Regions from separate parts of the Homo sapiens genome. Here region 2 is linked to region 1. Evidence: chromatin contacts called from ENCODE Hi-C or POLR2A ChIA-PET data. All regions are on one chromosome and are shown on one strand. The core of a region is the stretch at or near the end of the contact, and the rest is flanking DNA. Distances in the headings are between cores, read along the strand shown. Region 1 overlaps SLC39A11 (solute carrier family 39 member 11). Region 2 overlaps CDC42EP4 (CDC42 effector protein 4).

Region 1 (6,405 bases), core at 2,703-5,202:
TTAGGAAACGTGAACAAACAATAACATAGAAAAATTATGGAAACCATCTTTTCCTTGCATAAAAGTTGGCTCAAACAACTAGTTAAGATTAGGTTTGATTAGAAGAAATAGAAAACCCTACTGCAGCGACTTACACAGGAAAGGTTTATTTGTCTGGGTCAGCAGAAGGACCAGGGTCAGCCATCCAGCGGGTACAGTGGCCCCAGCACTGCCGGGGGGGCACCAGGCTACTCTGTCACCTGAGTGATGGCTGTCGCACCCCAAGGACCACCCTGCTGTTTCCAGGAGAAGGAAGGGCAAGTAGAAGATGAGAAGGGACAACCTCCCTGATGACTTTTGCTGACCTCACATGGTTTCCCTGGGCTGCAGGGGAGGCTGTAGGTCTAGGAATTATAGGTAGGCACATTGCTAGATCAAACAGAATTGGAGTTCTGTTAGAAAGACAAAAGGATAAGTGGATTTTTTTCTTTTTTGAGACAGGGTCTCACTCTGTCACCCTGGCAGGAGTGCAGTGGCACAATCACAGCTCACTGCAGCCTCGACCTCTGGGGCTCAGATGATCCTCCCACTTCAGCTTCCCAAGTAGCTGGGATCACAGGCATGTGCCACCATGCCCAGCTAATTTTTTAAAATTTTTTGTAGAGATGGAGTTTCACCATGTTGCCTAAGCTGGTCTTGAACTCCTGGGCTCAAGCGATCCACGTACCTCGGACTCCCAAAGTGCTGAGATTAAGGCATGAACCACCGCACCTGGCCAGTAAGTGATTCAGTAGGTACCATGGTCTGAAAGTTTGTGTCCTCCCAAAATTAATACAGTGGATTCCTAAGCTCCGAGGTGACAGTCCAGTCTTGTGTGCATGATGACATGAAAGTCAACAGTGGGTGACATATAAGACAGTGATTCCACAGGATCATAACAGAGTGAAAGATTCCTATTGCCTAGTGACATCTGGATGATCCTGACCCTTTGTAGGCCTAGGCTAACATTCGTGCTTATTTTATTTTTTATTTTCTTGAGATGGAGTCTCACTCTGTCACCCAGGCTGGAGTGCAGTGGCGCGATCTGGCTCACCGCAACCTCTACCTCCCAGGTTCAACTGATTCTCATGCCTCAGCCTCCTGAGTACCTGGGATTACAGGCGCCCGCCACCACACTTGGCTAATTTTTGTAATTTTAGTAGAGACAAGGTTTTGCCACGTTGGCCAGGCTGGTCTCTAAGTCTTGACCTCAGGTGATCCACCCACCTTGGCCTCCCAAAGTGCTGGGATTACAGGTGTGAGCCACCACACCCGGCCTAATGTTTGCATTTGTATCTTCATTTTGTACCAAAAAAAAAAAAAAAAAATTAAGTAAAAAGGAATTTAAATTTTTTAATAGAAAAAAGCTTACAGAACAAAGATATCAAACAAGAAAATACCTTTGTACAGCTACAGCTTTACAGTGTGTTTTAAGCTAAGTGTTATTACAAAAGAGTCAAAACGTTTTTACAAGCTGATAAGGTAAAAATGTTACAGTAAGTTAAGGCCAATGTATTATTGTAGAAAAATATTTTGATTGCTTTAGTGTAGCTTAAGTATACAGTGTTTACAAAGTCTACGGTAGTGTATAGTAATGTCCTAGGCCTTCACATTCACTCACCACTCACTCACTGACTCACTGACTCACCCAGAGCAACTTCCAGCCCTGCAAGCTCCATTCATGATGAGTGCCCTAGACAGGTGTACTACCTCTTATCTTTTATACCATGTTTTTACTGCACCTCTTCTATGTTCAGATACACAAATACTTGTCATTGTGTTACAGTTGTCCACAGCATTCAACACAGTAACATACTATACAGGTTTGTAGCCTCGGAGCAATAGGCTACACCCTACAGCCTATGTGTGCAGTAGGCTATCCCATCTTTGTTTGGGTAAGTACACTCTATGATGTTTGAACAATGAGACATTTCTCAGCATGTATCCCCACCGTTGAGTAATGCATGACTTTATTAGAAGGTAGGGCCTTTGGGAGATGATTAGGTCCAGGGTTAGTGCCCTTATAAAGAGGTCCTAGACCAGGCGGTGGCTCACACCTGGAATCCTCACAATTTGGGAGGCCAAGGCACATGGATCACCTAAGGTCAGGAGTTTGAGACCAGCCTGACCAACATGGTGAAACCCTGTCCCTACTAAATACAAAAAAATTAGCCAGGTGTGGTGGTGCATGCCTATAATCCCAGCCACTTTGGAGGCTGAGCCAGAAGAATCACTTGAACCCTGGAGGCAGAGGTTGCAGTGAGCCGAGATTGTGCCATTGCACTCCAGCCTGGGCAACAAAAGTGAAAACTTCATCTCAAAAAATAAAATAAATTAAATAAATTTTAAAAATAAAGAGGTCTTAGAGAGCTGCCTCACCCCTTCCGCCATGTAAGGACACAGTGAGAAGGTGCCCTCTATGAACCAGAAAGTGAGCTTTTCACAGACACAAATCTGCTGCTGCCTTGACCTTGGACTTCCCAGCCTCCAGACCTGTGAGAAATAAATGTCTGTTGTCTATAAGCTACCCACTTTATACTATTTTGTTATAGCAGCCCAAATGGACTAAGACAGTAGGGTATCAGTTCAGCTGCTGTAACAAAGATAGAAAGCGAACAATGACTGAAGTACAATAGACCATTATTTCTTAGCCAGTATTATTTCTTAGGTAAAAGTCCTGGTAGTAAGGCTACAGCAGGTATGGTGTATAGAGCAGGTATCAAGAAGGACTGAGGCTTTGAGAAAACAAGAATGAAAATGGCAGATAGGCCAGGCGTGGTGGCTCACACCTGTAATTCCAGCACTTTGGGAGGCTGAGGCGGGTGGATCACGAGGTCAGGAGATTGAGACTATCCTGGCTGAAATGGTGAAACCCCGTCTCTACTAAAAATACAAAAAATTAGCCGGGCGTGGTGGCGGGCACCTGTAGTCCCAGCTACTCGGGAGGCTGAGGCAGGAGAATCACTTGAACCTGGGAGGAGGAGGTTGCAGTGAGCCGAGATCATGCCACTGCACTCCAGCCTGAGCGACAGAGCGCGACTCCATCTCAAAAAAAAAAAAAAAAAAAAAAAGGCAAATAATGTCTTAGCATTCTTATGAAAATTAATATTTGAATTTTTAAATTATTATTATTATTTTAACCTCTCAGCTCCCTTGAAAGGATCTTGAGGAAACTCTAGGCAGTCCCCCAAACACACTTTGAGAACTACCACTTTAAGATCACACCTCTTTAATAAATGAACAAAAGGATAAAGACATGGCAAACAACAACTCAGTCCCTAGGTCTCACACTCACCCTCCATTCCAATTTTCCACTTAAAAAGAAAAAGAGTGATAACTGAAATGTTAGAGAAAGTATGAATCATCAATGGGCAACAACCACTGCTGGGAAAATGACACCGAGGGGGAAAATCCTCATTTGCAGAAAGGCACAGAAATGTCTCTGTTGGCCGGGCGCGGTGGCTCACGCCTGTAATCCCAACACTTTGGGAGGCCAAGGCAGGCGGATCACGAGGTCAGGAGATCGAGACCATCCAGGCCAACATGGTGAAACCCCAATCTCTACTAAAAATACAAAAATTAGCCTGGCATGGTGGCACGTGCCTATAATCCCAGCTCCTCGGGAGGCTGAGGCAGGAGAATCACTTGAACCCGGGAGGCAGAGGTTGGAGTGAGCTGAGATCGTGCCATTGCACTCCAGCCTGGCAACAGAGCAAGACTCCGTCTCAAAAAAAAAAAGAAAAAAGAAAAAAAGAAATGTCTCTGTTAGGTCTCAGGATTATATATTGTAACCAATGTTACAAAGGGACAGGAGTGGTGGGAATTTCTAACATGGTGCCCCCAAAGATGTTTTGCCCTTATCCCCAGGACCTATGACTATGACACGCCATCAGTACCATGCTGTGGTGTGTTGTGAGTCACAGCTTGCGTTAGGATAAGATTACCCGGTTGGGCCTGACCTAGTCCCAGGAGCCCTGAAAAGCAGAAAGCTGTGTCCAGTGAAGGCAGAAAGGGAAGTCAGAGAGATTCGAAAGTGAGAAAGTGCCTGAGCCATGACTGGCTGAAGAAGCAGGGAGCCACATGGGAAGGAATGTGGACGGCCCCAAGGAGTGGAGAGAGGCCCTGGCTAATAGCCAGAAAGGACATGGGGCCTCACTCCCGCAGCCCTGCTGTATCCTGCCAGCAGACAGGAGCTTGGAAGGGACTCCGAAATCCAGATGAGAACACGACCGGCTGACCCACCCACGTGCTCCCAACCCTCTGACCTATGGAGTTTTGAGCTAACAAAGGGTGCTGTTTAAAGCTGTTAGACTTATAATCATTTGTACACAGCAAGAGAAAACTAAAATACCAGGGCAGGAAAAGGAGCGTGTCCCCAGGCCCTAGTTCATGCAGATAAAACCTGTCTTGGATATCAGAGGCAAGGGGAGAACACCCCCACCCCTGGTGAGATACACCAGGGACAAGTTTAGATGAACCACCTGAAAAAGCATCAGAGAAAGTGAAAGAGCAAAGAGCAGAGAGAGGGACTAGGGACATGTGGGAAAGAACCATGAAGTGCTAGCACCTTCCATAAAACACACAAACAAAGGGCTGGAACAGAAACACCCCCACACAGCAACAATGAGTTTGGGGAAACGGTAGTGATATTATCCAAAGGGTAACGGCTCCCAAAGTGAATGAATGCTTCCTATTCAATAAAGCAGTAAAGTACCGAGGTGGCCTGGAGAGCACGGCCAGCCACCAGCTGCCTGGGAGAGCGAAGGTGCCCAGGAGACCGACTGCATCGGCACCTGTTCCCAGGAGCCTCTCCCACCCACAAAGCCACAGGAATAGCAACCAGCAGTGAGTCACCGGGTCACCAGAGAAAAACCAGCAAAATGTCAGTCTCCGAGCAAGCTTCTCTATCATTGGATTCCTAGCCAGGGTGGTCGTTGAGAATCTTCCAGGCCGTCCTCCAGCCTGCGAACGCAGGGGAAGTACGGGGAGGTTCTAGTGAGAATCTGGGCTGTCGTCTGGGCCCCATTTGTAAACCCCAAACCACAGCCCTCTTCCCTGCCCTTAGGCGTTCCCTGCCTTCCTCTTCCTCTTCCTTCCTTCCTTCCTCTTTCCCTTCTTTCCTCCCTTGCTCCCTCCCTCCCTTCATCAGATATTTACCGAGCATTGTTCCCTGTGAGTCACTGTGCTGGTGTTGGCGACACGGCCAAGAACAAGCCTAACAAAGTCCCTGTCCTCAAGGAGCCTACATTGTGGTGGGGAAACCGATGATAAAGAAGTAAAAAATATACAAACGAACAAACTGGATAAGGAAGGTTGCTGACAAGTTCTAGGAAGGAAATAAACAGAGAAAGCCACGCACATTGTGGGGGGTCAGGGAGGAGCTTGGGAGGAGACATTTGCACTGAGGCAGCCACGCACAGAGCTTCGGGAACTCTGTTTCAGAGAAAAGGAATAGCAGATGCAAAGGCCGGGAGGTGGGACAGGGCTTGGGGAGCTTCTAAGAAGGGGGTGGGGAGACTGTGGGGAGCATGGAAGTGGAGGTGAGGGAGTAAGGGGGACCAGTCAGGAGGCCAGGTTCTGGGACAGAGACAGTAATGCCTTAGGCTGGGGTGGAAAGGAGTGGACAGGATGGGTCCACAAGACCTTTTTGGAAAGGTGCCAACAGCACTTGTTCATGAGAACGAAAGGAAACAACAAATCATCTCTGTTATCATTGAACACTTAGGGCACGCCAACTCTGGTAAGGCCCTGCCTTCAGCCCTGGGATACAAAGAAGGATGAGGTCTGGGTCTTGCTTTCAATGAGGTGACTGACTAGCCAGAAACATAATTTTACAAAGATAAAAAAGAAGGCCCTTGCTCTGGGGCTGACATGGTTAGGTTTTGTGTCTCCACCCAAATCTCATCTTGAATTGTAAACCCCATAATCACCACGTGTCAAGGGAGAGACCACGCGGAGGCAACTGAATCATGGGGGCAGTTTCCCCCATGCTGTTCTCGTGATAGTGAGTGAGTTCTCACGAGATCTGATGGTTTTATAAGGGGCTCCTCCCCCTTCGCTTGCCACTTCTCCTTCCTGCCGCCTTGTGAAGAAGCTACTTTTTCCCCTTCACCTTCCGCCATTATTGTAACTTTCCTGAGGGCTCCCCAGCCACGCAGAACTGTGAGTCAATTAAACCTCCTTCCTTTATAAATTACCCAGTCTTGGGCAGTTCTTTATAATGGTCTGAAAACAGACTAATACAGGGGCTATGTAAGTGAGACAGATAATTCTCACTCCAGTTATGCTGAGAGGAACCTGGACTCCGAGAGCACATCTGATCCATGGAAATACTGTCTGTCTTCACCTGTCTTGAGAAGCAGAGCAGGCAATGGGATGAGGGACGGA
Region 2 (6,405 bases), core at 2,097-4,596, 310 kb after region 1:
GGTCCATGGTCTGAATCAAGGGTCCTGGCTGCCCCTGCGCCGTAGGGTCAAAGGTCATAGTGGGGTGGGGGCAGGGAGAAGATGCAGCCAAGAGCTCCCGGTGGCCACCCACTGTCCGCCTCACACACGGATTTCATCCTCCTCCTCCTCATCCATGAAGGAGAACTCCTTGTCTGGCTGTCTTGAGACAGCAGCCCGGGCCCTGTCCGGCCCCCGGAAGGCAGGGCTGCGCTCCTCCAGGATGCCTGAGGTGCAGCTGGAGAGGGAGCTGCTGTCCCGTGTGGTGTGGCTGCCCATGCTGCGGGCTGAGCCGGGGCTGGGGGCCGCTGCTGCCCACCCCTCATCCTCCAGAGCATGGGAGGGGAGGGAGGGCAAGTCTGGGCCAGCCTTGCCTTCCTGCCTTGCCAGGGGAGGGGCCGCCACGGCGTACGGGGGAGCCTGGGTGATGGTGCCAGCGGCGCCCTCATCGCCATGGTAACCACCCTCCCCCTCCTCGGGGTCCCACTCCTCCTTGTCCATGATGCTGAGGACGTCACCCAGCATGGAGGGCCCCAGGTCGATGTGGAAGGACATGATGGACTCCGCATGCTTCAGCCCGTACGTGGCCTTGGGCACGACAGGCAGATCTGTCAGATCCCCAAAGGCCTGCTCATCGAGGAGGGGGTCAGGGGAATGTGGACCCGCGGCCCCATTCCGACGGGGCACTGCCTCCTCCGTGCCCGCCTCCTCATCGCCGCCCTCCCCGTCATTGGCCTTCTTCACGGGGCTGGATGACAGGCTCTTGGGCAGCTTACTGGTGCCCTTCTCCGCGGCCTCCTTCTCATTGAGCTGGGGCAGGGACATGGCATTCTTGACAAACAGGGCCGAGTCCCGCAGGGAGCCCAGCATGTCACGCTGCTCCCGCTCCCCCCTGGTCACCGACTGTGACCGCTTGCTGCCCCGGAACTTCCTGGACAGGAGACTGCGTTTGGAAGATGAAGAAGAGGGCTGTTCGTCCAAGGACTCGCCGTCGGGCTCGCCAGCCTTGCTATTGAGGAAGGAGGTGTCCCCAAAGGCGTCTCCGGCCCGGCCAACGTGCATGGTGTGGCGGAAGTCGCCCAGCGGGGCGCTGATCATCTCGGCCGTGAGGTCCGCTCGGGAACGGCGCTTGGAGTGCACCGAGCTGGACACCAGTTGCTTGAGGATTGGCATCTTGCTGGATGGGCGGGGAGGTGGGCCCTCCCGAGGTAGCCGGCAGGTCTGGGGTCAGATCTGAAGTCCAAGTCCAGTGGGCAGAGGGGGACGCAATGAGGAGATCATAAGGCTGCAAGCAGAGAATGAGAGGCAAAGGATTAACGCGGGCTGGCCACACGGCACAAAAGCCTCTTTGCCAGGGGACTGTCATTTAAACCCCAGCGCTCCTACCAAAGTTAAATGCTGTGAAATAAGCCAGCAATCCATGGTATAACCCTGCCTGTTTCTTCATCCGCAGGCATTCAGAGTAGAGGAGTGATTTTGCAAATCTGGTTAGAGTTCCAGTAGCCTCGGACACACTTTCCCTGAAACTTGAGAGAGACAGAACCTTTCTTGCAGAAGACAATGCCTCCCCTGCCCCTGCAAGCCAGGATGCTGCCAGAGTAAACATGACCACATTTAAGGACGCGAAGGTAAATCCAGCAATTCCAGGCAGCAAGCCAGGGAAGAGATGGAGTCTATGAGTTGGCTCCTATGAACAGTCAGCCTGGAGATGTGCTGTAAGTTCTTCCTGCTGTCTAACCTCGATCCCTGTGGAGTTAGTGGACACCCCACCCTGAGTCCTGGTCCTCAGAGAGAGAAGGGAAAGGACAGGACGGGCTCAGGGAGACAGAGGCTGACCAGCTCCTCCCCCTGCGTGGGCGGCACAGTCCTCTTTCTGAATCAGAACTGGGGTGGGGCTGCTGGGACCCACAGAACCAGCTCCCCAGCCTTTCAGCCTTCGCTTGGTATCCCATAAATGAGGATCCCGCCTGTGACGTCTCCACTGTGGAGCCCCAGGCTCTTTGCTGAGGGTCCACCTTCTGGTGTCTCGGGGAGATCAAGATTGGGCAACTTCCAGTTTCTTTCATCATTAGGGGAGTGGGAGGCAGGGACTGGACCCTAAATGACTTCGTCCCCCCAGGATCTGCAGACTGATTCCTAGGTGATTCACCAGAAATCCAAAAAACAGCAGAGGTAGAGCCCAGGAGCCTGGAGGCACCACTCTCACAGCTCCTGACAAGGGCCAAGTTGAAGTTCAGCATTGGGGCCAAACCAGCCCCTCTCTTCCCTAGAGGGGCTTGCCCCAAATACTAAGCCCAGCAGAGCTGGGCAGGTTGGGGAGAGATGGGTGCAGGGATTTAACAAAGTATGGTGGGTGAGAGGTGATGCTTGGACACCAGGTACCTGCCTGCCTCCCAGTCCAGCCAGCAGCACAGTTCTGAGAGGCACCCCCAGTCCAGACCCACTCTTCCCACTGCAAAACTCAGATGCTGGGTGCTTCCTCCGCATGCCTGCCGCTGCGTCACACAAGCCCACCACACCCCACCTGGCCCCTGACATCAGCCTGACAGGTCTCCCTGTTGGTCTCCCTCCTGTCCATCCTTCACCTCTTGGCTAAAACAAAACCCATCCACATGACGCCCTACCCAGTGCAGACCCCTTGATCCAATGACTAGTCCCCACCTCGCTCCTCAGTGTCCCCTACTTTTGTACCCTGATCTATCCCCTGAGCTGCAGTGGATACAAACAGTTCCCCAATGCAACCCCTGCCACACCCAGCATCCTTCAGGGCTCAGCTGGGACACATCACTACTCCCAGGAAACCTTTAGCCACCACCTGCCCCCCACGGCACTTTGGGAGATGTCCCCTCTTCCAGCAGATACTGGCTACATTATTCTGTCCCTGCTGGCTGGACTCTCATCTTCCCACTGCAGTACAAACTTCTAGGGTTTTGAGGCAGATTCTCGCCCTGTCCCCCAGGCCGGAGTGTAATGGCATGATCTTGGCTCACTGCAACTTCTGCCTCCCGGGTTCTAGCGATTCTCTTGCCTCAGTCTCCTGAGTAGCTGAGATTTACAGGTGCACACCACCACGTCCAGCTATTTTTTTTTTTTTTTTGTAATTTTAGTAGAGATAGAGATGGAGTTTCACCATGTTGGTCAGGCTGGTCTCGAACTCCTGACCTCAGGTGATCCACCCACCTCGGCCTCCCAGTGCTGGGATCAGGACGTGGGATCAGCGTGAGCCACCGCGCCTGGTCCATCCAGAGGGTTTTAACAGGTCTGTTTACCACCGAGTCTGGTCCAGCAGGGTGTGACACATGGTCCGCCTCCAACCGCCTCCAAGCACCCACTGGAAGTCCAGCACCTCCCTCCTCTCCTCCCCTTCTGCCCACAGCCTGGCTCCAGGGCTCCCAGCCTGACCTCTCTGCATCCTCACCCCCATCCGCTTCCCTGTTCTCTCAAGCCTCTGCTGCCCAGCCTCATGGCTTCCCCCACCAGCAATGTCCCCCCTCCCAGTGCCCACGCCATACCGCTTATCATTCCAGCAAACACAAAGTTCTCTCGGGCAGGGAGGGGGAGCCAGGCACCTGGCAGACTTGCCACACAGTGACGTGGGCGAGGACGTGAGGGATGCCTTGAGATGATACTCTACTCTGGGTCATAGGTCAGCTCTCTCTCCTCCCTACCCTTAGGAAAGTGACCTTCCCCTAACTCTAACTTGGATTATCTCTGGGCCCCACCCTCCTGCCCCACCTCAACCTCTAAACAATTAGACATTGAACCGCTAGACCAAAGGTCAGCAAACACTTTTTGCAAAGGGCCAGAGAGTAAATATTCTCGGCCTTGTGGCTGATAGGGTTTTTGTCACAGCTACTCAACTGTCTTCTTAGTATAAAACTAGCCGTTGGCCGGGCACAGTGGGTCACAACTGTAATCCCAGCACTCTGGGAGGCTACGGCAGGAGGATCAGTTGAGCCCAGGAGTTCCAGACCAGCCTGGGCAACACGGTGAGACCCCATCTCTACACAAAATCAAAAAAAGAAAGAAAGGAGCCATAGCAACATGTAAACAAGTAGGCATGGCTATGTTCCAATAACATTTTATTTACAGACAACTTCTGGGTTGGTGAGCAGATCGAGGTGCCAGGAAGGTGGTGCGTGCCCTGCCCCCCACCCCAACACTTGACCCCACGCATCCTCATGCAGCTCTTCCGTTTGGCTGTTCCTGAGTCGTATCTTTTGTAATAAACCAGTAAAAGAAAAAAAACCACCAAAAAGCCACATCTTTATTTACAAAAGCAAACGCAGGCTGGGTTTGGCCCATGGACTGTAGTTTGCTGACTCCTGAATATCATATATGACCCTCTTGGCCAGCCATGGGCTCCTAGGCAAAACTCTGAAGAAAACAGGAAGGGAGGAAGGGAGGGAGGGAGGAAGGGAGGGAGGAAGGGAGGGGAAGGAAAGGAAGGAAGGAAAGGAAATAAGGAAAGAAAAAAAGAAAGAGAGAAAGAAAAAGAAAGGAAAGAAGGAAAGGAAAGGAAGAGAAGAAAGGAAGAAAGGAAAAGAAAAGCAAGGAAGGAAAGAAAGAGAAAAAGAAGCAGCAGAAGAAAAGAAAAAGAAAAAGAGAAGGTAGACTCTGCCTCAGTCACGTTGGGCATAGAAGGGAAAAAGGCCAAGCTTCAAACGAACTCTCGTTCCTGGCAAATCCTTCAGGCTTCTACTGCCACCAGCAGGGACACCAGTCAGGAACGGAGGGGACCCCATCTTCCACCTGCCTGCACCCCGACTCCTGGCTCTACGCACAGCATCCAGGAATCTCAAAGAACTGGAGGGGATATTCAGTGCAGCACTTTCACTTTATGGATGAGGAAACAAGTTTATTGAAGGAAAGTGATTTATCCAGGTTTTTAGCCCAAAGCAACAGAGCTGGGCTAGAAACTGGGTCTTTGAGTCCAGAGCTCTCTCCGCTCCACTCCAGGCCCTTCTCCAGCTCTGGCGGCGGCATTGCTGGTCAGTGACCACCGACCACTGAGTGCTCCTCCCCACTGCTGGCCGGCAGGGTACAGAGAAGGGGGTACCCAACAGCTGCTTCAAGAAGGTTCTTGTGTAATCCTAGAGCAGGTTCCACACTGTTGCTATTTGGGCCAGATAATTTCTCATCGGGAGGTGGACCTGCCCTGTGCACTGTAGGATATTCAGCAGCATCCCTGGTCTCTACCCATTAGATGCCAGTAGCATCCACCCCCCAGTCACAACAAGCAAAACTGTCTCAAGATATTGCCCAATGTCCCCCAGGAGGCAAAACTGCCCCAGTTGAGAAACAGCAGCCTTGAGTGAGAACACACAGGTGAAGATAGAGCAGGTATGCTCACCAGGTAAACAACAAAGACAGAGAAGCAGGGAGGCGGGTGTGGATGGTCAGAACCGGGTGAGAACATGGCGGCACGAGCCCCCAGAGCTGCGTTAAGGGTTTCAACGCCAAGGCAGGAACCCCCAGACCCTGTGAGTGATGTCAGGTCCTGTGGTTTCCCGATCTTATACGCTCATTAGAGAGGAAAGAAAGGGAAACCACAGACCCGGCTCCCCAGGACTCACCAGAGAAGCTGCAGGTCACTGTGGCTGCCCAAAGGGACCAAATATCCTGGCCATGATGGCTACAGGGGAGGACAGCTCCCCGCATCCCATTAGCCACACCACCCAGCACATCCTTGCGGGTAGAACTATTGAGGTAGGTCAGAGGGGACAGCAGGGAAACTCAGCTGAAATCACGGCCATCCTGGGCTAGCCCTGGGGTCCCCAGGATCTTGTTCAACCCCACACCCCAGAAAGACAGGGACAGGTCTACCCAGTGCTGCCTGCTGCCACGGTCTCGCTTCCTGGGGGGTTGGGAACGAGACTTTGTGGCTTGTAGAAAGCCATCTTCAATAACCAGCAAGGAAGGGTCCTGAGAGAGTTGGGGCCTAGAGGGAGTCACGCATCTGTCCCACTGCCCCAGCGAGGAGGGGGCTGCAGTACCTGGCAGTCCACACTGGGGATGAGGCCTGGGTGTCTGGAGCTCAGACTAGACAGGCCACCCAGCAGGATTGAGGGTCAGCAACAGCTTGGTTTCACCAGCCTTGAGTGACCTTGAGTCACTCTGAGCTTCTAACAGAGAACAGTTTGGAGGTGACGAGCTGGATCATAGAGTTTAAGAGAAAGTAGGTGGTGGGAGTCTCGCCAGAGGCCTGGGCAGGTCCTGGGGGCAGCTATGGTTTGGGAGGCCACAGGGCATTGTGGCTTTGGGCGGGGCTTTCAGAAGCATGGTGACTCAGCTCTGGGGAAGTGGCTAAAATAGGCTGCCCAACGTGGGGCAGGCACTCCCCATAGCCTGCCTTGGGCGGGACACCCCCACCCCACCCCAGAAACC

What was found. Hi-C counts contacts between places; a loop is a spot of excess contacts on that map. ChIA-PET counts read pairs that join two places held with the same protein, here RNA polymerase II (POLR2A). Pooled maps may share reads with other maps.
Region 2: a loop to region 1 is called in a map of Panc1, with 7 times the contacts of the local background. The contact joins two enhancer-like sites. A Hi-C loop is called at or near these places in 1 of 168 maps with a recorded cell type or tissue (Panc1) and 2 of 50 pooled maps. POLR2A ChIA-PET finds 5 or more read pairs at or near these places in 1 of 52 experiments (PC-3).

Annotation. Positions count from the first base shown.
Region 1 is chr17:72,973,104-72,979,508 of GRCh38, forward strand. All of the region lies in intron 4 of SLC39A11 (solute carrier family 39 member 11), which reads right to left. Among named protein-coding and RNA genes, the nearest start is that of SLC39A11, 120 kb to the right of the region's middle. RefSeq lists an enhancer at 4,801-5,301. Within about 2 kb of position 3,953, at least 22 of the 41 ENCODE cell types and tissues checked have a DNase peak (open chromatin) inside an H3K27ac peak, as active enhancers do.
Region 2 is chr17:73,285,310-73,291,714 of GRCh38, forward strand. It overlaps CDC42EP4 (CDC42 effector protein 4), which reads right to left. Exons shown (of 2, transcript NM_012121.5): 2 at 1-1,303. The coding sequence starts at 1,191. The coding sequence ends at 121. Among named protein-coding and RNA genes, the nearest start is that of CDC42EP4, 23 kb to the right of the region's middle. RefSeq lists enhancers at 550-1,105, 1,106-1,660, 5,617-5,836, 6,127-6,206, 6,181-6,405. Within about 2 kb of position 3,347, at least 21 of the 41 ENCODE cell types and tissues checked have a DNase peak (open chromatin) inside an H3K27ac peak, as active enhancers do.